3 separate regions of the Homo sapiens genome follow, and all the other regions are linked to region 1. Evidence: chromatin loops called from intact Hi-C (ENCODE). Cell type or tissue: mammary epithelial cell. All regions are shown on one strand. Region 1 overlaps TRAP1 (TNF receptor associated protein 1). Region 2 overlaps ADCY9 (adenylate cyclase 9). Region 3 overlaps CREBBP (CREB binding lysine acetyltransferase).

Region 1 (8,000 bases):
CGCCTCCCAAAGTGTTGGGATTACAGACGTGAGCCACGGTGCCTGGCCCTTTTCAGGATTTTTAATCAAGCCTGAAGTTACGTGTCCATCTGTTAATTATAACTTTAAGAAGAGCCCTCTGGCTGGGGTTGGGGGCTCATGCTTGTAATCCAGGCACTTTGGGAGGCTGAAGCAGGTGGATCACTTGAGGTCAGGAGCTCAAGACCAGCATGGCCAACATGGCAAAACCCAGTCTCTACTAAAAATATTAAAATTAGCTGGGCGTGATGGAACACACCTGTAATCCCAGCTACTCAGGAGGCTGAGGCAGGAGAATCGCTTCAACCCACAAGGCGGAGGTTGCAGTGAGCCGAGATGGCACCACTGCACTCCAGCCCCGACAGAGAGAGACTCTGTCTCAAAAAAACAAACAAAAGAGGCCTGCGAGGAACAATTTCTTTCCCAACTCCTGCACAGGGATGACGGCATATCACTCAAACATCCATTTCTCCTTGATATGGTTTGGCTGTGTCCCCACGAAAATCTCACCTTGAATTGTACTCCCATAATTCCCACGTGTTGTGGGAAGGACCTGGTGGGAGATAAGTGAATCATGGGGGCCGTTTCCCCAGTACTGTTCTCGTGGTAGTGAGTAAGTCTCATGAGATCTGACAGTTTTTTGGGGTTTCTGCTTTTGTGTCTTGCTCATTCTCTCTTTGCCTGCTGTCATCCATGTAAGACGGGACTTGTTCCTCCTTGCCTTCCACCATGACTGTGAGACTTCCCCAGCCACATGGAGGTGTAAGTCCAATTAAAGCTCCTTCTTTGGTAAATTGCCCAGTCTCAGGTATGTCTTTATCAGCAACGTGAAAATGGACTAATACACTCCTACTCCACAAAAACAGGTTCCCTAGCTTCATCTCATCTAGTGGGGACCACCAAACACCAGGTCTACCACACCCGGAGAAAAACAGGCCTCAGGGCCCAGCTGTCCCTCAGGAGCTGAAAAGCACACTGACCTCAAACAGACCTTCCATTTAAAATCAGTGAGAGAGGCCGGGTGTGGTGGCTCACACCTGTGATCTCAGCACTTTGGGAGGCTGAAACAGGCAGATCACCTCAGCCCAGGAGTTCAAGACCAGCCTGGGCAACACGGCAAAACTCCGTCTCTACAAAAAAATACAAATATCAGCCAGAGGCTGAGGAGGAAGGATGGCTTGAGCTCAGGAGGCGGAGGTTGCAGCGAGCCGAGATCATACCACTGCACTCCAGCCTGGGCGTCAGACCCAGACCCTGTTCCAAAAAATTAAAAAACCAAAAAAAAAAAAAACAAAAACCCACACAATTAAAAATAGAAAAATTAAGTCCGCAAGAGCACATAGGTGAAGAGGAAGCGGTGGCTGATCTGGGCGGAAGCTGGAGGTCACTGGGAGTCAGGAATGCAGCACTCATCAGTACGAAACCCGGAAACAGCTCCTAGAAGGCCCTCTGAGCTTTGAAATCTGCTGCTTTACAAACTTTCTTCAGGACTCTCCTTTGCCTTCCAGCAATAATCAGCATGTCAACGATGGTGGCCTTCATCTTTCTTTTTCCTTGTCCTGTCACCCCAAATGAGTTTTGCGGGGTTTTTTTTAATAGAGATGGGGTCTCTTCACGTTGCCTAGGCTGGTCTCAGACTCCTGGACTCACACAATCCTCCTACCTTGGCCTCCTAAAGTGCCGGGATTACAGGTGTGGGTCACCGCACCTGGCCCCAAATGCGTTTTAATTTCCTCAGTAACTCCTCCCTGCTCCATACACACAGGACTGGGGAACCTTCTTCCTCCGGCAGCCAAAGCCGCCAAGACCTGCAGGTAGTCCCACCAGGCAAAGGGGCCTCAGAGCGTATCCAAAGCTCCACAGAGACGGAATTCAGCAGAGCTGCACGCTAGGATTTGGGGGACTTTTTTTTTGGAGAGAGGGTCTTACTCTGTTGTGCAGGTCAGTGTAGTAACACAATCATGGCTCACTGCAGCCCCAAAGTCTGCCAGGCTCAAGTCATCCTCCCACCCCAGCCTCCTGAGTAGCTGGGACCACAGGTCAGTGCCCCCATAGCTGGCTAATTTTTTAAATTTTTTGTAGAGACGGAGTCTTGCTGTGTTGACCAGGCTGGTCTCAAACTCCTGGGCTCAAGTGATCCTCCTGCCTCGACCTCCCAAAGCACTGAGTTCCCAGGCATGAGCCACCACACCAGGCCTGTATTTCGGGAACTTTTAAAATTATTGGCAAAATTCAATTAATTCCCAGAGTTGATCCAGCCCAAAGAACCATCTGGATACACTTATCCAGGAAACCAAAACAGATTCTGGTAAAACTCCTCTCACTGGTAGCTTAAGATGAGGACCTGTCCAAAGTTTAATGCTTTCTCACAGCTAATATATTATCTGGCAATTCTCCAGAATGGCATAAAAACCAGCTTTGTGAAAAGAAACTTTGCTAGCATCGGGCATGGTTAGCAGGGAACGCACCTCTTTTTCTGAGTACAGGGACCGGGCAACAATGTCCAAAAGCTTCTTTGTCTCGGCCTGGAACTCATGTTTGGAAGTGGAACCTAGTAATGAAACACAGACACAACCAACAAAGTTTAACTTCTATTTTTGTGCAAGAATACGCTACGTCACATTCCAAAGAAAGCTTAAGTTTATGAGTTTTAAACTTTTTTTTTTTTTTTTTTTTGAGACGGAGTCTCGCTCTGTCACCCAGGCTGGAGTACAGTGGCACGATCTCGGCTCACTGCAAGCTCTGCCTCCCGGGTTCACGCCATTCTCTTGCCTCAGCCTCCCGAGTAGCTGGGACTACAGGTGCCTGCCACCACGCCCGGCTAATTTTTTGTAGTTTTAGTAGAGACGGGGTTTTACCATGTTAGCCAGGATAGCCTCGATCTCCTGACCTCATGATTGGCCCGCCTCGGCCTCCCACACATTTAAGATCATGAACAAAAAGAAAGAAGCAGACAGAAACAAAGTCTGGCTGGGCACCATGGCTCATGCCTGTAATCCCAGCACTTTGGGAGGCCAAGGCAGGAGAATCACTTAAGCCCAGGAGCTCAAGACCAGCCTGGGCAACACAGAGGGATCCCGCCATCTCTACAAAAAATACACAAAGTAGCTGACGGTGGTGGCACACACTTGTGGTCCCAGTGACTCAGGGGGCTGAGGTGGGAGGATCACTTGAGCCAGGGAGGTCGAGGCTTCAGTGAGCCATGATTGCACTACAGCACTCGGCCTGGGTGACAGAGAAAGACCCTGTCTCAAAACAAAACAAAACAAAAAGTCTCTCAGAAAGGAGGTCTCAGGGCAGGACAAATCCTCCCACTGCTGAGGCCAGACATGCCTCGGGCTATGTCGAGGGAATGCTGAGCCTGGTTTCCCAATGTGCATGGTTACGAGAACTGGACTGCCTCTAAGAACCAGATTATATGTTCTTTCTTTTTTTTTTAGAGGCAGGATCTGGCTCTGTTGCCCAGGCTGCTATGCAGTGGCAGGATCGTGCTCACTGCAGCCTCAACTTCCTGGGCTCAACCGATTCTCCTGCCTCAGCCTCTCAAGTACCTGGAACCACTGGTGTGTGCTACCATGCCTGGCTAACTTTTTAATTTTTTTCTGTAGAGAAAGGGTCTATCTTGCCCAGGTTGGTCTCGACCACTTGGCCTCAAGCAATCCTCCTGCCTCGGCCTCCCAAAGTGCTGGGATTACAAGTGTGAGCCACTGTGCCTGGACTATATTCTTCAAAAAAGCGGTTTCCAAATTAATTAGTTAGAAATCAAAATAACAAGAAAACCTCACTTCTCTTTTTAACTTCAAAGATTCTACTCTTGTCGACCCACTTAAAAGCCAGAAATGGAGCCACTTCAGGACTGGCTCCAAAGACTGCTTTTTTATACTTCAGAGGGAATGAAAAGACAGCTCCAGAATTCGGTCCTGCGCAGACTGGGCCAATGCTGAGTTTCCCCTCCCGCTTCCATGATTATTAGCAGATGTGCCATGAATCACCACTCAGGGGAGGTGCCGGACGGCAAACTCACGGGTGGCCACCAGAGGGGGCAAGACACACCCGACACTGGCAGAAGTCCCTCGCTGGGACAGAAATGGAGGGCGCAGCACTCCCTACAGCCAAGACCTTCTGATTTCACACCTAAGGCGGTGGCTCTACCAATCACTGCCTCCACCCTGAAAATGCCCCTTTACGCACAGCAGTGAACCAAAAAGCCCTCCCAGACCAAAGCACGAGCCAAGGCTACCCTGCACGCTCTCTGTGCTGCTGATAATCGAGTGCAGGGGTTCCTCCTTGTCCTCGGCGGTCTGCGTGCTGAACAGTCGTCCTGCCTGCAAGCTCCAGGCTGGGTTTCGCCTGGGGCCCAACTGGGCTGTGGTCCTCCGAGGACACAGAATTGGTTTTCCTGAAAAGACAAATATGCAGAAAGAATGAGAATTAGGAAGACACGAGAAACAATATGGTAATTCGTCCCATCAAGGGTGTCTAGCAGAAGCTAGCGTGGACATCTCTAAGTCGGGCTGTTGCTGAAAGAGAAATCCACAGGACCAAATGCCACAGTGTCAGGGTGTGGTTTTGGCAAGGAGCCCTCACAGATGTCATCAGTGTAAGATACTGTGTCTTCTCAGAACCGCAGAAGCGAAACTGGAGGGGGTGGGCTGCTGCCTTCTTTTCAGAGGGGGTCTCGCTCTGTCACTGCGATCACAGCTCACTGCAGCCCCAACCTCCTGGACTCAGGCAATGCTCCTGCCTCCGCCTCACGAGTAGCTGGGACCACAGGCACAGACCACCATGCCCCCATAATTTTTTAAAAAATTTTTTGTAGAAATGGGGTTTTGCTATGTTGCCAAGACTGGTCTCGAACTCCTGGGCTGAAACCATCTTCCCGCCTTGGCCTTACAAAGAGCTGGGATGACAGGCGTGAGCCACCATGCCCAGCTGGCAGATGCCTGCTGACAGCACTTCCCACATTCGCCTCACGGGTGACACCTCGCATCAACCTACCAAACTGAAACCTGTCTCGACCCTCGCAGCCCCTGCAGAAGCCCCCGATGGGCCACACTTCTTTGCTCTTGACAGTCAAGCAAAAAAAAAATCCTCCCAAAAGGGATCCAAATATTTAAATGTTAATATTCTGAAACTGTCTCATCTTCTAAAAGTTGATTCTTTCCCATTGCTTTTTCATCCAAAACAGATTTTTTAAAAAAAATTTGTGTACTTTAAAAACTGAAAAACAGCTGACGATGGGTTCTACCTTCTAACTAAGAAGGAGACTTGTCTTCTGTAACTTCCTGCTCAGTCCAGTGGGCTGAGAAAGTTGCCGGCAGAGCCCAGCGAGGGAGGAAAGCAGCCAATGTGTCCCCAGCCGCACGCAGTTCACCGACGCAGGCCCAGAAACCAGACACTTTCACTCCAACACAGGACTGGACCGACCCAACACCAACACCCACTGACCCCAGGGACCACATACCAGGACCCTGCCTTGGTCAGTAGATTTGCAATACGTGATGGTGTCAAGGATATGTGGCCAGCCAGCCACGCCGTGTCAAAGTCTAAGCCTAAATGAACCGCATCTAACTGGGAGCCTCTCCTGTTCTTCACAAATTTGTAACAAGTAGAAAGGAAAGACAACAGAATATCCAGGAATCAAGGTTTTAAAAATCAGCATATCAGCCAGGGGTGCGGTGGCTCACGCCCGTAAACCCAGCACTTTGGGAGGCTGAGGTAGGCGGATCACATGAGGTCAGGAGTTCGAGACCAGCCTGGCCAACATGGAGAAACCCCATCTGTACTAAAAATACAAAAGTTAGCCGGGCATGGTGGCAGGCACCTGTAATCCCAGCTACTCGGGAGACTGAGGCAGGGGAATGGCTTGAACTTGGGAAGTGGAGGTTGCAGTGAGCCGAGATCGTGCCGCTGCACTACAGGCTGGGTGACAGAGCAACATTCTGTCTCAAAAAAAAAAAAAAATTAACATATCAACTTTCATACTCCTAAAAGGTACAAAAACTTGCCTTTTTTTTTTTTTTTTTTTTGAGATGAAGTCTCACTCTTGTTGCCCAGGCTGCAGTGCAATGGTGCAATCTCGGCTCATTGCAACCTCCACCTCCCGGGTTCAAGCGATTCTCCTGCCTCAGCCTCCCGAGTAGCTGGGTTTACAGGCGCCTGCCACCACACCCAGCTAATTTTTGTAGTTTTAGTAGAGACAGGGTTTCACCATGTTGGCCAGGCTGGTCTCGAACTCTTGACCTCAGGCGATCTGCCCACCTCAGCCTCCCAAAGTGCTAGGATTACAGGCATGAGCCACCGTGCCCAGCCAAAACTTGCCTATTCTTTAGGCTTATTCCTGGACTTACAAACAGCACAAACCTGGCCTTTTGTTTTTGTTTTTTTTTGAGATGGAGTCTCGCTCTGTCGCCCAGGCTGGAGTGCAGTGATCTCGGCTCACTGCAACCTCCATCTTCTGGGTTCAAGCGATTCTCCTGTCTCAGCCTCCAAAGTAGCTGGGACTACAGGCACCAGCCACCATGCCTAATTTTTGTATTTTTAGTAGAGACGAGGTTTCACCTTATTGGTCAGGCTGCTCTCGAACTATTGACCTCAGGTGATCCACCCACCTAGGCCTCCCAAAGTGCTGGGATTACAGGCGTGAGCCACCATGCCCGGCCAACCCTAGCCTGTCTTTATCTCTATGCAGATACCTTAAAAACATCTACCACAATTCAGAAAGTATTCAAATTCCAAACCATGTAAACATCCAGTTATTTGGGCCCATGTAATTGCATTGTTCACTTTATTCGTACAGTTAAAAAAAAAAAAAAAATCCCGGGACATTTCTTCTGGAATTAAATGGTATTTGGCATTAGAGGAGTTCGCGAACAGTCTACATCAAACCAGGGTGCTGAAGTCTCTGTGCCTCCTTCCAAAGCACAGCCAGCCCTGGGGGCACAGGAGGGAAGTGTCCAAGTGCCAACACCTGCCCACAGAGCATATCAGTGTTTCTCACCATTTGTGTAAAAGAAACACAAAAAGGATAAACCAGAAACTGATGTGACTGTGTATTTTGTTTCCTAGGACTACTGAAACACAGCACCACAAACTAGGCAGTTTCAAAAAGGTCCACAGTTCTGAGCCAGGCACACAACCTCACACCTGTAATCCCAGCACTTTGGGAGGCCAAGGCAGGAGAATCGCTTGAGCCCAGGGGTTTAAGACCAGCCTGGGCAAGAAAGTGAGACTCCATCTCTGCAAAAAACACAAAAACTAGCCAGGTGTAGTGGTGTGCACCTGTAGTCCCAGCTACTTGTGAGGCTGAGGTGGGAAGATCACTTGAGCCCAGGATGTTGAGGCTGTAGTGAGCCAAGATCACACTACCGCACTTCTGCACTTCAGGCTGGGTGAGACAGCGAGACTCTGTCTCAAAAAAAAAAAAAAAAAGGTCCCAGGTTCTGGGCAGCGGTGCTTCCCACTGGAGGTGCCGAGGGAGAGTCCATCCCGCACCTCTCCCCAGCTTCTGGCAGTAGCCGGCATCCTTGGTGTTTCATGCTTTGCAGACCCTCCAGGCTCTGTCTCTTGTCACATGGCAAGCTCTTCTCTATGTGAGTCCTGGCTGTGTCCAGATTTCCCTCTTCTTATACGGATACCAGGAATACTGGAGTTAGGCCCCACCCCCATGCAGTGTGACCTCATCACAACCTGATACATCTGAAATGACCCAAATAAGCTCACACTCACAAGTACCAGGGATGAGGACGCGAACGTATCTTTCTCTTTTTTTTTTTGAGACAGAGTCTCGCTCTGTCATCCAGGCTGGAGTGCAGGGGCATGATCTCAGCTCACTGCAACCTCTGCCTCCTGGGTTCAGGCGATTCTCCTGCCTCAGCCTCCCTAGTAGCTGGGATTACAGGCACGCACCACCATGCCTGGCTTTTATTTTTAAAAGAGACATGGTTTCACCATGTTGGCCAGGCTGGTCTCCAACTCCTGAC
Region 2 (8,000 bases), 270 kb after region 1:
GGTTTTCAGCTCGTTGGCAGAAAAGCATAGCATAACAGCAGACTATCTTCCAGGTAGAGGCATATTTGCGTATGTGAAAACAGAATTTACTGGCGGAAAAGTCATTCTCTTGAAGTCAAAGCAGTGCCTGGTGATCTTGTTGCTGAAGGTTTATCTACAGTCCTAGAGTCAGGGAGGGGGAGGGTGATGGCGGAATGGGGGTGGAGGCCACAGGCGGAGTGCAGAACCGTGGCATCCTGGGGCTTGAGGAAGGCAGGTGTGTCCTTGGAGAAGAATAAATGTCCTAGAGACGCAGAACCAAAGCTGGAGCTGGGCTGAGCTGAGACCCGAGGGTTCCCACAGGCCAGTTCTGGAGGAGATAGAGAAGGCTAGAAAGCCGTGGAGAATACGGGATGGGGGTCCTGGGAGGGCAGGGCTAGGGGGCGGTTCAGGTGCGTCTTGGCACAAGCATGTCTGTGCCCCCGGGCGTCCTGAGCAGAGCGGGGTGTCAGGGCGGGGCGCGGGCATTTCGCTCCTCTCTCCCTGAACCCTTTCACATCCTTCCCGATCCTGTTTTGCGTTATCCCAGGATCACACGCACAAATCCAAACAAACTTTTCTGGTCCCGTTCATCTCCCTCTCATCCTAGAGGGCACGGATTTTGTTTGATGAGAAAATAAAGAAGGTCAGAGGGAGACAGGACACAGAAACAGCAGCTCTCGGGAGGGCAGCTGGAGGCCGGGCTAGGGCTGCCTCCACTGTGCCAGGGCTGGGGGGGATTGGCAGAGACGTCTGGGTCCCCAACCATCGGCTCTTCCCTCAAAGAGCAGCGGGGGCTCTGCGGGAGGATACACTACCCTGAAAGACTCTCACCAGCCAACCCAAGCCAGTGTTTGTTCTGCCTGGCTCTGGGACCCTCCCGCCAGGACCCCAAACACTGCCGAGGGAGGAATTTTAAAAATAAAATGGATGGGCCGGGCACGGTAGCTCACGCCTGTAACCCCAGCACTCTGGTAGCCTGAGGCGGGCAGATCACCTGAGATCAGGAGTTCAAGACCAGCCCAGCCATGGTGAAACTCCATCTCTACTAAAAATACAAAAAATTAGCCGGGTGTGGTGGTGTGCACCTGTAATCCCAACTACTGGGGAGGCTGAGGCAGAAGAATCACTTGAACCTGGGAGGTGGAGGTTGCAGTGAGCCGAGATCGCGCCATTGCACTTCCAGCCTGGGCAACAAGAGTGAAACTCCGTCTCAAAAAAAAAAAAAAAAAAAAAGAAAAACAAAAAAAGATGATCTTATGGGCAGCAGCTGCCATGAGCTCCTTCATCAAGGAACCAACACAGAAGTGGTGCAGTTGTTTTCTCTGAATCTTTCTCGTCGGTTACTTTTTTTTTTTTTTTTTTGAGAGAATCTTGCTCTGTCGCCCAGGCTGGAGTGCAGTGGTGCAATCCTGGCTCACTGCAACCTCTGCCTCCTGGGTTCAAGCGATTCTCGTGCCTTAGCCTCCAAGTAGCTGAGACCACAGGCACCCACCACTACGCCTGGCTGATTTGATTTTTGTATTTTTAGTAGAGACAGGGTTTCACCATGTTGGCCAGGCTAGTCTTGACTCCTGACCTCAGGTGATCCTCCCGCCTCGGCCTCCCAAAGTGCTGGGACCACAGGCGGGAGCCACCATGCCCTGCCTCGGTTGCTTTTTATTCAGAGGTTGAACTCTCCATAAAGCCATGGACAAAAAAATCATCTTGCATGCGTTAGGGTTGACGTTAACAGCCCTATTTAAAAATGTTGGCCAGGCACGGTGGCTCACATCTGTAATCCCAGCACTTTGGGAGGCTGAGGTGGATGGATCACTTGAGCCCAGGAATTTGAGACCAGCCTGAGCAACATGGTGAAACCCCATCTCCACAAAAAATACAAAAACCAGCAGGGCGTAGTGGCACGCACTTGTAGTCCTTGCTACTTAGGAGGCAGAGACAGGAGGATGGCTTGAGGCCAGGGAGGTTGAGGTTGCAGTGAGCTGTGATTGAGCCACTGCATTCCAGCTTGGATGACAGAGTGAGACTCTTATCTCAAAAAAAAAAAAAAAAAAAATGTCCGTACTTGATTCCTCATATCTGGAAAGTCCCTTCAGTTTATAAGTGGAATTCACAGTGGTAAAGCCACTGGGACAAGCACAGCTTCTAATCACAGCTGTTTCTCAAATGCTCTCATGTATTGCAGAAAATTTAACAACCTAGGTAAATTAAAAAACCTAAGTAAAGGGAGTTTAGGGCATTATATGGCACACAGTAGTCGCTTGACAAATACTGGCTGGATGTTACTTATCTGTTGGAAATAATTCAACTAACATATTTGTGTACTGAAACGTTTTTTAAGCAGCTCTTCAAATATATTTAGATAACTCACACATTAAATTCTAAAATATAATTTTGATTAAAAATGCATGTATCAACGCTGGGCACAGTGGCTCATGGCTGTAATCCTAGCACTCTGTGAGGCCAAGGCAGGTGGATCACCTGAAGTCAGGAGTTCGAGACCAGCCTGGCCAACATGGTGAAACCCTATCTCTATTAAAAATCCAAAATTTAGCTAGGCGTGGTGGCGCATGCCTGTAATCCCAGCTACTCAGGAGGCTGAGGCAGGAGAATTGTTTGAACCCAGGAGGTGGAGGTTGTGGTGAGCTGAGATCGTGCCACTGCACTCTAGCCTGGGCAACAGAGTGAGACTCTGTCTCAAAAAAAATAAATAAATAAAATAAAAACGCATGTAACAATGAGTAGCATTAACATGCCAAATCAGGTTTCCAGCGGAGAGTCCAGAAACGCTAGGAAACCTCATCTGCAGAGAGTTGGAATGAAAAGTCATCTCTCCTCTGGTTACCGTGGATCAGGGGCACTCTATTTGCATTCGTGGACTCCTGAAATTATATATAAAATCAAAAGATTTGGCCGGGCACGGTGGCTCACTTCTGTAATCCCAGCACTTAGGGAGGCTGAGGCAAGTGGATCACCTGAGGTCTGGAGTTTGAGACCAGCCTGGCCAACGTGGTGAAACTCTGTCTCTACTAAAAATACAAAAGTTAGCCAGGCATGGTGGCACGAGCACCTGTAATCCCAGCTACTCAGGTAACTGAGGCAGAAGAATCACTTGAACCTGGGAGGCGGAGGTTGCAGTGAGCTGAGATCGCACCACTGCACTCCAGCCTGGGCGAGAGAGCCAGACTCTGTCTCAAAAAAACCAAGCAACGAAACAACAACAACAAAAAATCAAAAGTTGTTTTTATGTGCATTTTTTCTGGACAAAGTAACCATAACCTTCATCAAACTATCAAAGCCTTTGCGAGCCAAACCTGTCCCCACCCCGGAAAAAAAACAATGAAGAATCCCCGCTGTTGACTGAGACTCTAACAGGCACGCGGATTACTTAACTCACATCTCCTTCAGACTTTCAGGGCCAGCAGGGATACGAGAATTCCCTAAGCTTAAATTACTCTAATATTCATTAACAACTCTTTAGAGTCATGATATTTAAAAAAACAATTTTTAAAAAGGAACTGTATAAAAATAGACACTTGGGAAGATTTTAAATGTACATGTCCATTGCGTGCAAGTGTGTACTTTTTCTTAATCGCTTCCTCTTGGCTTTCTCCGGTTAGTTTCACTTTCCCAGTACGCGGGATCTATTCCAGGTGGCCACAGCCATAGATTCCCACAGTGGGGGAAAAGCAACCATGTGAACAAGATTTCAGATGAAAGAGAAACCACAAATGATCAGTTCTGGGGCTGATTGCAAAAATTAGAGGCTGCCTTTCTTGGCTGTTTGAGAAATCCTCTAAGTCACTGGGTGCCCTTTCTAGTAGAAAGACCCACGTTCTGGCTGGGCGCGGTGGCTCATGCCTGTAATCCCAGCACTTTGGGAGGCTGAGGAGGACGGATCACTTGAACCCAGGAGTTCGAGAACAGCCTGGCCAACATGGCAAGACCCCGTCTCTGCAAAAAAATACAAAAATTAGCTGGGCATGGTGTTGCGCACCTGTAGTCCCAGCTACTCAGGAGGCTGAGGTGGGAGGATCACCTGAGTCAGGGCAGGTCAAGGCTGCAGTGAGCCCTGATGGTCACTGCACTCCAGCCTGGGTGACAAAATGAGACCCTGTCTCCAAAAAAAAAAAAACCGAACAAAACCTCCATTCTTACAAGACCCTCAAGGCAGCAAGGACGGGTTATTCCCTAAGCTGGAAAGGTGACCAGGGAGGCCTGCAGTGGCGACTCGGGAGGAGAGTGACCTCATCAAACAGCAACCTCATTGGCCCCGGGCTCCAGCAGAGAATCAGCTGGAGGCTGCACCCCCGCAAGTCCATGAGCAACCACCAGAAGCCATGAATTCAGCTCCCTTTGTGGAGTCTACAAAAGAATCTTTGTGCCCTGAAGTTGGTCATAAATACTTAACTTACCAGGCCGGGCACAGTGGCTCATGCCTGTAATCCCAGCACTTCGGGAGGCTGAGGCGCACGGATCACTTGAGGCCAGGAGTTCGAGACCAGTCTGGCCAACATGGTGAAACCCTGTCTCTACTAAAAATATGAAAATTACCCGGGTGTGGTGGTATATGCCTGTAATCCCAGCTGCTAGGGAGGCTGAGGCACGAGAATTGATTGAACCCAGGAGGCAGAGGTTGCAGTGAGCTGAGATCGCACCACGGCACTCCAGCCTGGGTGACAGAGTGAGACTCTGTCTAAATAAATAAAAATTAAAAAAAAAATAACTCATCAGGAAAACCCCTACAGGGGAAGGGGCTCTAACCCCTGGAAGATCCATAGTTTGGCCTCAGATGCGGGAGTGTGGTGAACTCCCAAGAAGTGTAGAAAATGGCATGTGTGTTTTTCTGGGAAGAGGCTCTATGACTTTAAACAGATTCTGAAGGGGCTTTGTGACTTCCTCAAAACACCTGGGACCCCAGTGATCTGTGTACCTGCAATCACTCTTTCCTTTTCAGAAAACCTACTTTTTCCCCCTCAATTCCTTCTCTAAGGATGTTGCAGAAAACTATTTAGGAGGCCTGACAGGGAAAATCTCACAAGCAAAACTTGTCCTGCAACCTTACTTTTATTGTTTAAAAAATTCTGTGTAAAAATAAATACTTTTCAACTCAAGTTAACTGGAGCAAATAGATCCAATTAAAAAAATAACATAAACACAAACAGGGTTTTCTACTTGCCCTGTTTCTGAAGTCATGACGTGAAAGAAAGGCAAACCCACCCAGGTGAGCCACAGATCGCAGAAAACACGAGCTGTCCAAGGAAGACCGCCCTCCTCTCTGAAGCAGTGCTCATCTTTTCAATAAGAAAACACCAGGCATCATATATTTAAATTTTAGAATATTTTAATGTCCATTTCTTCAGTGAATGCATTTTGAAATTATTAGAATTAACAATTTAAAAAGAGCAGATAAAAGGATATATGGAAAATGCAAACAGTCGGTTCTTGCTAATTCAATTTCAGATTCTAGGCATGATGTGATTTTCCAAACAACCAATTAAAAAAAACTCCTTACCTCGAAAATCTAGAAATTCAAATGCAGACGTGTCTTTGGAAACTACAAATGATTACAGCCCATGTGACAGGAAGCACGCGGCCTTCGGCTCTCCGGATCGTGTGCAAATGTGCAGGGGGAGCCCCCGCGGGTGACGTCAGTGTGGATGAAGTCACGGGTGTGGCAGAGCCTGTGGGGCTCTCAAGCTATTCGAGGGTTTTGTAACTGATGCTCTACATTTGTTTGCATTGGATAAAATTGTGTGTGCTTGTTTACCATATATATATATATATATATATATATATATATATATATATATATATGGATATATAATTCGATCTGAGCTGGGACTGAGAAGAAAATAGCAATTGCAACTCAAAGCAACTATTTACACACATTCAATGCTGAAGTATTGCTTCCTGCCCTAAGTTCCTAAGAGGTATTGCCACCCTGAAGCACGACCCATGCCGTCAGCAGCCCTCGTGCCAGCTGCTTAGAAACTCGTGTCTCCAGCACGATGTGCTCGCTGCCAACAGACAAGAGATGCACGGCGTTTCCGCTGCAGAGATTCTGTGGTTCTGCACTGAGGTATGCATCGGAGCAGGGGACGGGGAGGACCCGAGGGGCTTCGTGGCCCAGAGAGAACGTCTGCACTGGCTGTTTAGGAAGGCTCAGGGTGTTTGAAAGACAACGTTAAGCTCTGGGTGAGTCTGCACGGGGCTGAACCAGACTCCACTTTGCAGCTCCTTGGTTTCCCGGGGTGAGGAATCACAAACACCTTTGTGGTTGGGGAAGGAAATGGGCTTGATGGGGAAGAAGTGTGTGCGGAGAACTTTGCGGAGCATGTTCTGAGCGAGACAGCAAGGTCGTGAGCAAACGCCCAGCCCCTCAAAGCTACACAGCCTGGAGGGGAAAGGGGAGGGGAGGACATTCAAATATACACCTTAATACTGATGCAGAAAGAGCTTCATGTGACCACAATCCCCACGAACAAGGAAAGCATCAGGTAGTGTTTTTTAAGGAAAAAAAAAAATCTGCGGTGTTTTATAATACATTCTTTAGAAGCAAGAGGTATTGTCACAACCACCCTTTCTTCGGTATTGGAAGACCAGCAAACTGACAGTCACACCTGACAGGAAACCTTACAGCTAATGGGGGGAGGTGCCCTGGACTCTCAGGACGCCGGGACCCTGGCTCTGGCTGTCCTGATGGGTGGCCATCCCAGGCACCGCCCCTGGAGAGGTGGCGGGTCAGAATTGTGACTTCTTCATGCCGGGGAGGGCAATCTGTATGTCTCTGGGGAGGAGTAGTGATGATGGGGACTGATGCGGTGTGAAAACGAGACAGTGAGATTTGACAGCGGAAAGCAAAATGCACAGGGACAACGGGCAAGACTGACAAGGAGTGCACCCTGGGCCTCATCAGCGTCCCGGGGTCCCCTGAAAGACTGGCTACAACTCCGACCGGACAACTCGGGCGAGCTCACTTCCACACAAACTTCAGACTCAATATGGCAAAACATAATCAGACAGGACCAGCAGCCAACTGCCCGGACGGAGCTCCCCCACACCACCCTCGGGATTCCGCCCCTAACAAACCCCGCGTTTGCATCCAGATGCCTCTGTCCCTAGATACGGTGTGAGAACTCCATTTCAGAGCTGGAATTTGCTCCCCAGATTAAATCCTGCCACTGATAGGCCCTGTGCCATCTGAGAGCGGGAGGCAGCCAAGAAACTTCTGGAATTTGTGGAAGCCAAGATGGCACCGGTGCTGCCGGCACAGACCCCCGTGGTTCTGAGCTGGACCCCGGCAGGGAGGAGCCCCCGTGGGTGGCAGGGGCAGCTGGTGGGCTTCTCCTATTCCCCTAGCCTCAGAATTGCACTGGCCATGCTTTGAGGTCCCACTCAGACCCCTCTTGGGGTGGGGAGGTTGGGGGCGGCCCCAGGTGGCCAAAACACAAAAGAGACATCTGGTTACCTTCCTGGGAACTGCCCTCCCCTGTGGCTATGACCCCCCACCCTGAGGACCCAGCACCCCTCCCGGGAGCGCACATGCTTCCGGGTAAATAAATAAATAAATAAATGCAACCTCGGATGTTTATTTGGTATTTCCCTCTCCGATGAGTCAGCTTCCAGGACCAACACCTCCACTCCCGATGGGGAGACCCCTGGGTGGAGGGTCGGGGGTGAGAGGCGGCTCTGAGACCCCCGAGGCCTGGGCACACGGGCGTCGTGCCCGGCTGGCATTTGCTGTCTTGGCCTGCATGCATGTGGGCGAGCCCCTAAACCCGCTCAGTGCAGGGAGCGCGGCTCACCCACAGCCCACGGGGCGCGGTGCTCGGGAAAGTGCGGGTGGGCAATGGGGGGTGGCGGAGCTGTCGTGACATGCCCCCTTCGCACCCCCTCTTGGCGGATTACTGGCACTTTATATCAGATTCATGAATGCAAGTGTGTGTGCGCATGTGTGCTTACATAGAGAGGTCGGGTCG
Region 3 (8,000 bases), 82 kb after region 1:
AGTTTTTAAATGTAAAACTGCTTTAAAAATTGCACATACTCAGATTTTTCACTACAGATATTTCTAATTTGGAATAAAAATCTCCTTGAAAGTTGGGGCAGGGACCAAAAGTCCTTCTCAGAGGCAGGTGTGGTATGAGACAGGAAGGAGCAGTGGGGACTGTGGCTAATTGGAGAGCCCACTACAGTTGGTGCTCACAACCAGACTGCTGTCACACAGGGATGCAGGCACAATGCTGAAAGCATCTCATTTTTCAAGAAAAGCCAGAAATCTAGAGTTTTATTTGCAATTTCCTGATTTTTAAGGTATTGTGTGGGCCAAACACATTTAGAGGCTGGATCCAGCCCACGGTCTGCCAGCTTTCAGCTTCTGCCATAGGTTAATTAGTAAATGAATCCACCACCCCTTCTGTAGTCTACCTCTGCAGAACTAGAAATGAATGGAGAACATAAAATAAAAGGCTGTTGGATGATTCAAGTATTTCAAATATAAGCCAGTATTCTTCATTTCGGGCAAAATAAACCCACCCCTCATATTTAAAAATGAAAAACCAAGCTGTTTTCAATCAATTTCCTATACACCAAACCCCGAACCCACATTCAAACAGAATATTTTAACTAAAGTCAGGGATACCCATGGCAGGCTCCAAGCCTCGCCCGAGGACACCTGGGTAAAGTTGCGATACGCAGTCAATGCATTCCTAGGGAGCGGCACCCACCTCAGACCTGGGCTCCCCTTTGGATTCACCAGGATCGGGCTCAGTGTCCTCTGCTTGGGTCTCCGTCTTCATTTCCAGCACAGGTACGTCAGGTCCTGGCTGCTGGGAATTGGTTTCTGCGCTGGCCACCGAGGAGGGGGTAGGGACTCTGTTATCAATGCTGGCTGCTGCCTGGGAAAGCTGTGAAAAAACCGAAAGCACTGACTTCAGTAAGCAAGGTAACATAAATGATCTTCAACTATGCTGCTCATGCAACCTACAATTTCCCATTAACATTTCTCAATACTGATCCAGCAGGTGCCCTTCTGTGAAACCGAAGAACAGGGGTTAAAGTAGGAATGAGTTCTAGAGGGAGGTAACAGCAGCCAGAGGTACAACTCAGGTCTTGCCACAAAGGCAGAGGAAACAGCAGAGCTTTTCAAACTTTGACATAAATTTATTTTCTCGAAGTTTTCTAGCTAAATCATGAAATCTCATATTTTGAAATTAATTCCCTTCAATATGGTGGTTAATGTGTATGGTAAAAGGCTGAATTATGAATGCCTAAGCACATCTGAAGGGAGGGAAATCAAGTGCCTACCCAAAGACAGTGTTACCCAGCCTGTGTGAACGGTAGGAACACGGGTGCTGGTGGAGTAAATGAACATTACACGAAGGAACCACTAAAAGAATTCCTAATTTGCAAATTCTTACTCAATGGAATTTTTTTTTTTTTGAGACGGAGTCTCACTCTGTCACCTAGGCTGGAGTACAATGGCGCAATCTCGGCTCGATACAATTTCTGCCTCCCAGGCTCAAGCGATTCTCCCGCCTCAGCCTCCCGAGTAGCTGGGAATACAGGCACCAGCCATCATGCCCGGCTAATTTTTATATTTTTGTAGAGACAAGGTTTCACAACTTTGGCCAGGCTGGTCTCGAACTCCTGAGCTCCGGTGATCCGCCTGCCTCAGCCTCCCAAAGTAGTGGGATTACAGGCGTGAACCACCGCGCCCAGCCTCAATGGAGTTTTAAGTAAACAAACAAAAGATGACAATGTCTCGCTCTGTTGCCCAGGCTGGAGTACAGTGGCGTGATCTTGGCTCACTGTAACCTGTACCTCCTAGGCTCAAGTGATCTTCCCACCTAAGCCTTCTGAGTGGCTGGGACTACAGGACTACAGGCACACACCACCATGCTTGTCTGGTTAAAAAAAATTTTTTTTTGCTGGAGACGAGGTCTCACTATGTTGCCCAGGATGGTCTTGAACTCATGGGCTCAAGTGATTCTCCCACCTTGGCCTCCCAAGGTGCTGAAATTATAGGTGTGAACCACCGCGCCTGGCCTGACACACAATTTTTATGGGAAAATTATCTTCTAAGAGTCTTGGCCCAAAAACAGCAGAGACAGAGAGGCTTACCGGTGTGCCAGGAGGCTGGGCGTGCACAGGCGTCGGCTGTTGCTGCGATGACTGAGGGGTAGCCACAGACGGGGGCTGAACTGGGGTTTGAGGCTGCGGGGTCACCTGGGCCTGGGCTGCTGCCTGGACTGTAGGGGTGCTCTGGGTTTGGGTAGCACTGGGCACTGAGCCAGGAGTCGGGGTGGGAGTCTGCCCGGAAGACGACACAGGAGTTGATGGCTGAGTGGGAGCTGCTGGCTGGGGAGGAGTCATCCCAGGTGGTGTCGTGTGCTGGAGAGATGGCATGCCAGCAGCCGTGGAAGCAGGAGGCGGTGTTGGGTGCAGTGGTGACTGTGTCACTGGAGGGCAAGGTAGCTGGCTGGCCTGAGGCCCCAGCATGTTGAGAGGGTTAGGAAGAGCAGCACCAGGCACCTGTCCCTACCAGAAATGGACAGAGTATGGTAAAATTATTTCCCCCGTTTGAAAATGTGATGAAACATTTGAAAAATTAAATGTATGAAAAAAAAATTTTTTTTTTTGAGACAGTTTCACTCTTGTCGCCCAGGCTGCAATGCAATGGTGCGATCTCGGCTCACTGCAGCCTCCGCCTCCTGGGTTCAAGCAATTCTCCTGTCTCAGCTTCTCGAGTAGCAGGGATTACAGGTGCCCGTCACCACGCCCAGCTAATTTTTCTGTTTTTAGTAGAGATCGGGTTTTGCCATGTTGTCCAGGCTGGTCTCAAACTCCTGACCTCAAGTGATCCTCCCGCCTCGGCCTTCCAAAGTGCTGGGATTACAGGCGTGAGCCACCGCGCCCAGCCAAATGTATGGGAATTTAATCACATTTTCTTGGGAGTGTTCTGCTTGTGAAAATTCATCGAGCTATACACTTGTAATGGGCACTCCTCAATAACGGTAAAACTACACACGTTTCTTATAGTCTGATTTATATAATTAAAACAACCATTGAAACTTATGGCTTAAACACACACATCTACAGCAGTCCCCTCATATCCACTCGGATACATTCCAAGACCCCCAGTCTTGGAACGCCTGAAACTGCGGATAGTACTGAACCCAATATTTACCAAGATTTTTGGATCTGACAACCAAGGTGGACACTCAGTGACTAAGAGGTGGGTAGTGTCTACAGTGTGGAAATGCTGGACAAATAAATGATTCACATCCCTGGGGGCACAGAGTGGGATGGTGACAGAATTCATCATGCAACTTGGAATGGCACTCAATTTAAAACTTTTTTTTTTTTTTTTTAAAAAAAAAAAGACAGAGTCTCGCTCTGTCACCCAGTCTGGAGTGCAATGGCATGATCTTGGCTCACTGCAACCTCCATCTCCCGGGTTCCAGTGATTCTCCTGCCTCAGCCTCCTCAGTAGCTGGGATTACAGGCGTGCAATACCATGCCTAGCTAATTAATTTAAAATTTATGAATTGTTTATTCCCAGAATTTCCCATTTAATATTTTTGGACCACAGTTGACCCCAGGTAACTGAAACCTCAGAAAGTGAAATGACAGATTGGGGGAGCTACTGTACATTGACCCAGCCTATAAGCTTCATGTTCTATAACATGTACCCAATGTTCTTTAACATTTTCTAAGCTTAGCTTAGAAAAAGGTATTTTTTTTTTAAGTTGCTTCTTCCCTGGGGACTATAAAATAAATAAATAAAAATAAGAATAAAAGTTATTGACCATAAATATATACATCCATAAGTACCCTTAACAATTAAAAATTTAAAAAAAAAATTCTCTCTGAAACACAAACACACACACACACACACACACACACACACACACACACGTTAGTTACTGAAAGAGAACTGTTTCAGTGCAGTGGTTCTATACTGGGGATACACTTCAGAATTATTTGTGAACATTTTAAAAATGATTCTGAATCACTGTTCTAGAGCAGGGGTTGGCAATCTCCCAGGGCAAACACACTGAGCTGCTTGTTTCTGTAAATAAAGCTTTATTGGCACACAGCCACCTCATTTATGTACCACAGCAGCTTCTGCACTACAAGAACAGAAGTGATGAAAACCAAGATTGAATGGCCTGCAAAGCTGAAAATATTTAGTATCTGGCCCTTTACACGAAGTTTGCTAATCCTTGTTCTAGAGAAATGAAATGTTATGGAAAGTTAAGAATAATCATTTAGTGAGGAAATCTAATATATAATAATGACTTATGCAGCATTATTTCACATTAAAAACTCAAAACAAGGCTGGGTACGGTAGCTTACTCCTGTAATCCCAGCACTTTGGGAGGCCGAGGTGGGTGGATCACCTGAGGTCAGGAGATCGAGATCAGCCTGGCCAACATGGTGAAATCCCGTCTCTACTAAAAATACAAAAAAAAAAAAAAAAAAAAAAATTAGCTGGGTGTGGTGGCGGGCATCTGTAACCCCAGGTACTTGGCAGGCTTAGGCAGGAGAATCGCTTGAACCCGGGAGGCGGAGGTTGCAGAGCCGAGATTGTACCACTGCACTCCAGTCTGGGCAACAAAACGAGACCCTGTCTTAAAACAGACAAACAAACAAAAAAAAACTTAAAACAAGAATTTTATCTTTTAGGGAGGATTTGGTGTGTTTTAAATACATGTATATTTTGTATACAGTAGCAATGATACGCACTACAACTAACAAAAGAGGAAAAAAGGAAGGAATAAATGGAAAATCAATTTCTTCAGCTCTAGATTGAGAAATTAAAAACATTTAACAAGAAGGGAACTATTGAAATGATTCTGTTAGCTTGATTTCACCTGGCAGTGGAGACAGGTCAAAAGAAACAAAAGCCAAATCATCAAGAGTGAATTCATGGGTCCTTCTCACTCGCTTTTTAAAATCCTAATGCCTCTCAGGGTCACGTTAAAGTTAGAATTTAAAATACACAAACAAAAAATAAGAAAACAAAAACTCAAAGATCAAAACACAAAAGCATACAAACCAAAAATTCTAAATCCATTCCCACTTTTGCATATAGTTAACCCAGAAAGGATAAGAGAAATTCCAAACGAGTTAAGGACTACAGGACAAAGGTGGAGAAAACAAAGAGAAGCTGATACAAAGACATGAAATGTGCATTCTGGAATTTTAATTTCCACGAAGGAAGACAGAAAAAAAAAACCAAAACTTAACACAAGAATTTTATTTCCTAGGGAGCCACGGTCCCAGTGGGGCACAGTACCTGTGACACGCCTGTTTGGGCTGGCGGCTGCCCCATGCCCACACTCATCGCCCCGCTGGATGACGGGAACTGGTTCTGTGGCAGAAACTGGCTCTGAGCGGGCGCCTGGGCCATCATGTTGTTGGTGTGTGCACCCATCATGTTCGGAGGCTGAGGCATTCGGGAAGGAGAAATGGCCATCTACGAGACAACAAGCACCACCAGAGCTGTAGTTCGGAAGCTGACGGCCAGAGTTTTCAAGGTGAGCCAGAATGATCCAAGGCTTCACAACCCCAGAGGATGGCAAGCACAGGGCTCACATCCTGCCCTTCCTCATGGGAAGAGACCACCACTTGCTAAGAACTCCCGCGCTCCTGGGCACCTTACACACTTTCTCAGGCAATCTCTCAAATGAGCCAGCTTCAAAATGTCCTCTGAATAGAAATCAATAGCAGGCTATAATTTAAAGTTTAAGACATGCCTATGAGTTCTCTAAAGTGTTTAGAAAGCAGCCTCGGAACAGCGAGCTCTCAGTCAACAGATGCTGACAATTCCCTGCTGGCCACATATCTGAGGCTGCCTTCTCCAGCCTTGGAACTCCCACATTCTCACAAAGCCACACATTCCTATGAATTTGTTATTCCAATAAAATAACTAACAGTCAAATAATTCTGTGTAGTAATAATTTTTTTAAAATGAGAGATGAAAGAAATAAAGCATAACCCAAATTCAAAGGAACAAGAACCACAGGATTCTCAAGTGACATGAATTCTGCTGCTTAGATAATGTTCCATGTGAGAGGGAGGGCTATCTGCAGCACAGCGAAAGAGAACACTTACCCCTGGCACTGAGCCCATGCTGTTCATCTGGACAGAGTGGTTCATTGGGGAGGCTGCACGAGGTCCCATGGGTGCTTGTGGCAACTGGACGTTCCCCAAGGACATGGGGTTAAATGAATTCATCCCTGTAAATGTACCCACAACGGTTCATTAGGAAAAGCACCCACAGGAAAACAGAATTACAACTTGCTAAATAAACTCTTAAGTAAAATAAGATGGAACGCACAGGCAACAGAAAACTGAAAAGAAATCACCCAATTAATCAATGAAGATGATGAAGGAACAGACTTCTCCATATCCAGAGAAAACGGCATCAATGTGGGGGTGGTGACGGTGGCATGGTGAGGGGTACCAGGGAAGGACGAGGACATGAAGGCATAAGGTTGGGTAAGACAGGAACAAGTGAGACATTAAACGAGGCTGTGGTAGAGCTGAGCCAGAGGGCACAGTACCAAAGTGTCATAGCAACAAAGAGGGTGAGGAGGTGCCCTGAAAGGACAGCACCCTCACAAGCTACAGAAGAGATGTTTCCAGAGACCAGGGCAAGCTTCTGTGCACACCCATACCTAATGCCTCTGGAGCAGCTGACGCCCATCATCCGAGGATTCCCAGCTCCTTGCTGGGTTTACATTCATTGTTAGAATCTGTGCTAAGTCTCCAAATGTTCTTTTAATTTTGCAAGCACCTTAAGCATTAAGAAGTGCCCAAGGGTCAGCCGTCCTCAACCTTAGCCTCCTGTAGTTTACAGGAACACCACATCACTGAAAGACACTTCACAGCCAGTAAGTGTCTCCAGACTGCGGTGTCTAGTTCCTTCCAATTTCCAATAATACTCTGTAAACTCTGAGTTCTAAAGAAGCACCAGTTCAAATTAGTCTTAGGACCAACACTAGAATCTGACAGAACCCTTTAGAGAATTTCTGGAAGGTGCTGCCTTAGCGCTGCTGTAGTCATGAGAAGGCTCAAAGGATGACTCACGGAGCACTACCTTCAATGGCTACCTAGAAATGGTACCCTCAAATAACGGAGTGCCGATGCAGACCAGGAAGACTTTCCAGGGAGTCTATAATGTAAGCTTCCCCACTCCTTGAGAATTTTTTTAAACAAAATGAAAAACAATTACTAAGGAACAGCACTTAAAGAAATCTGTATTTACCCAGATGTGCTGGTAGGGAGGTTGCTAAGTGCATAACTAGAAAACATCTATTCCAATATTCTGCTGGTAAACAGCAGGGGCATCATACCCCACACCAGCAGCATCTTCCTATCCAGGCTGAAGTCCTGGACCAATCCCCAACACAGCATCCAGCCACTTTCCCAAGGCTCAATTTCTCTGACTCCTTGATTTCTTTCTTTTTTTTTTTTGAGATGAGATTTCGCTCTTGTTGCCCAGGCTGGAGTGCAGTGGTGTGATCTCAACTCACTGCAGCCTCCGCCTCCTGGGTTCAAGCAATTCTCCTGCCTCAGCCTCCCGCGTAGCTGGGATTACAGGTGTGCACCACCATGCCTGGCTAAATTTTGTATTTTTAATAGAGACGGGGGTTTCACCATGTTGGCTAGGCTGGTCTCAAACTCCTGACCTCAAGTGATCCTCCTGCTTCGGCCTCCCAAAGTGCTGGGATTACAGGTGTGAGCCACTGTGCCCAGCCTGACTCCTTGATTTCTTTCAAAAATCAAAGCCTGAGCAAAGCCTCTTTCCTTAGAGTCTTCTGGATAATGTCACCACCTTGTTTCACAACCTGGAAAAATGTCCTCCTGCTTGGGTCTCAATGGTCAAGAGCTACAGGGTTTTCAAATGCTCCCTGCCCCAAAATAAAAATCACTGCTTCAACCAACCAAAAACCAGAGGCTCTCTACTTAAGAACCTTTCAAGGTTGTTGAGACAGC

The links. Hi-C counts contacts between places; a loop is a spot of excess contacts. Peaks named below come from ENCODE experiments on the same cell type or tissue, not always from the same donor. Only the 100,000 strongest peaks of a DNase experiment are listed, where the experiment ranks them.
Region 2: it touches region 1 in a loop (6-fold over the local background); 2 of 110 quality-filtered maps call a loop at or near these places.
Region 3: a loop joins it to region 1, with 3 times the contacts of the local background. A loop is called at or near these places in 2 of 110 quality-filtered maps.

Annotation. Positions count from the first base shown.
Region 1 is chr16:3,686,569-3,694,568 of GRCh38, forward strand. TRAP1 (TNF receptor associated protein 1) reads right to left here. Exons shown (of 18, transcript NM_016292.3): 2 at 4,259-4,417; 3 at 2,487-2,569. Among named protein-coding and RNA genes, the nearest start is that of TRAP1, 27 kb to the right of the region's middle. In mammary epithelial cell, a CTCF peak has its summit at 4,053 (motif pointing right); a DNase peak (open chromatin) is centred at 4,043; H3K4me3 peaks cover 201 bases.
Region 2 is chr16:3,957,309-3,965,308 of GRCh38, forward strand. It overlaps ADCY9 (adenylate cyclase 9), which reads right to left. Exons shown (of 11, transcript NM_001116.4): 11 at 5,345-8,000. Among named protein-coding and RNA genes, the nearest start is that of TRIDDENT, 11 kb to the left of the region's middle. RefSeq lists an enhancer at 4,236-4,735. In mammary epithelial cell, no CTCF peak of the experiment used is centred here; a DNase peak (open chromatin) is centred at 4,343; H3K4me3 peaks cover 756 bases; H3K27ac peaks cover 634 bases.
Region 3 is chr16:3,768,456-3,776,455 of GRCh38, forward strand. It overlaps CREBBP (CREB binding lysine acetyltransferase), which reads right to left. Exons shown (of 31, transcript NM_004380.3): 12 at 6,114-6,238; 13 at 5,296-5,475; 14 at 2,115-2,531; 15 at 719-898. Among named protein-coding and RNA genes, the nearest start is that of TRAP1, 55 kb to the left of the region's middle. In mammary epithelial cell, no CTCF peak of the experiment used is centred here; DNase peaks (open chromatin) are centred at 3,266 and 4,046.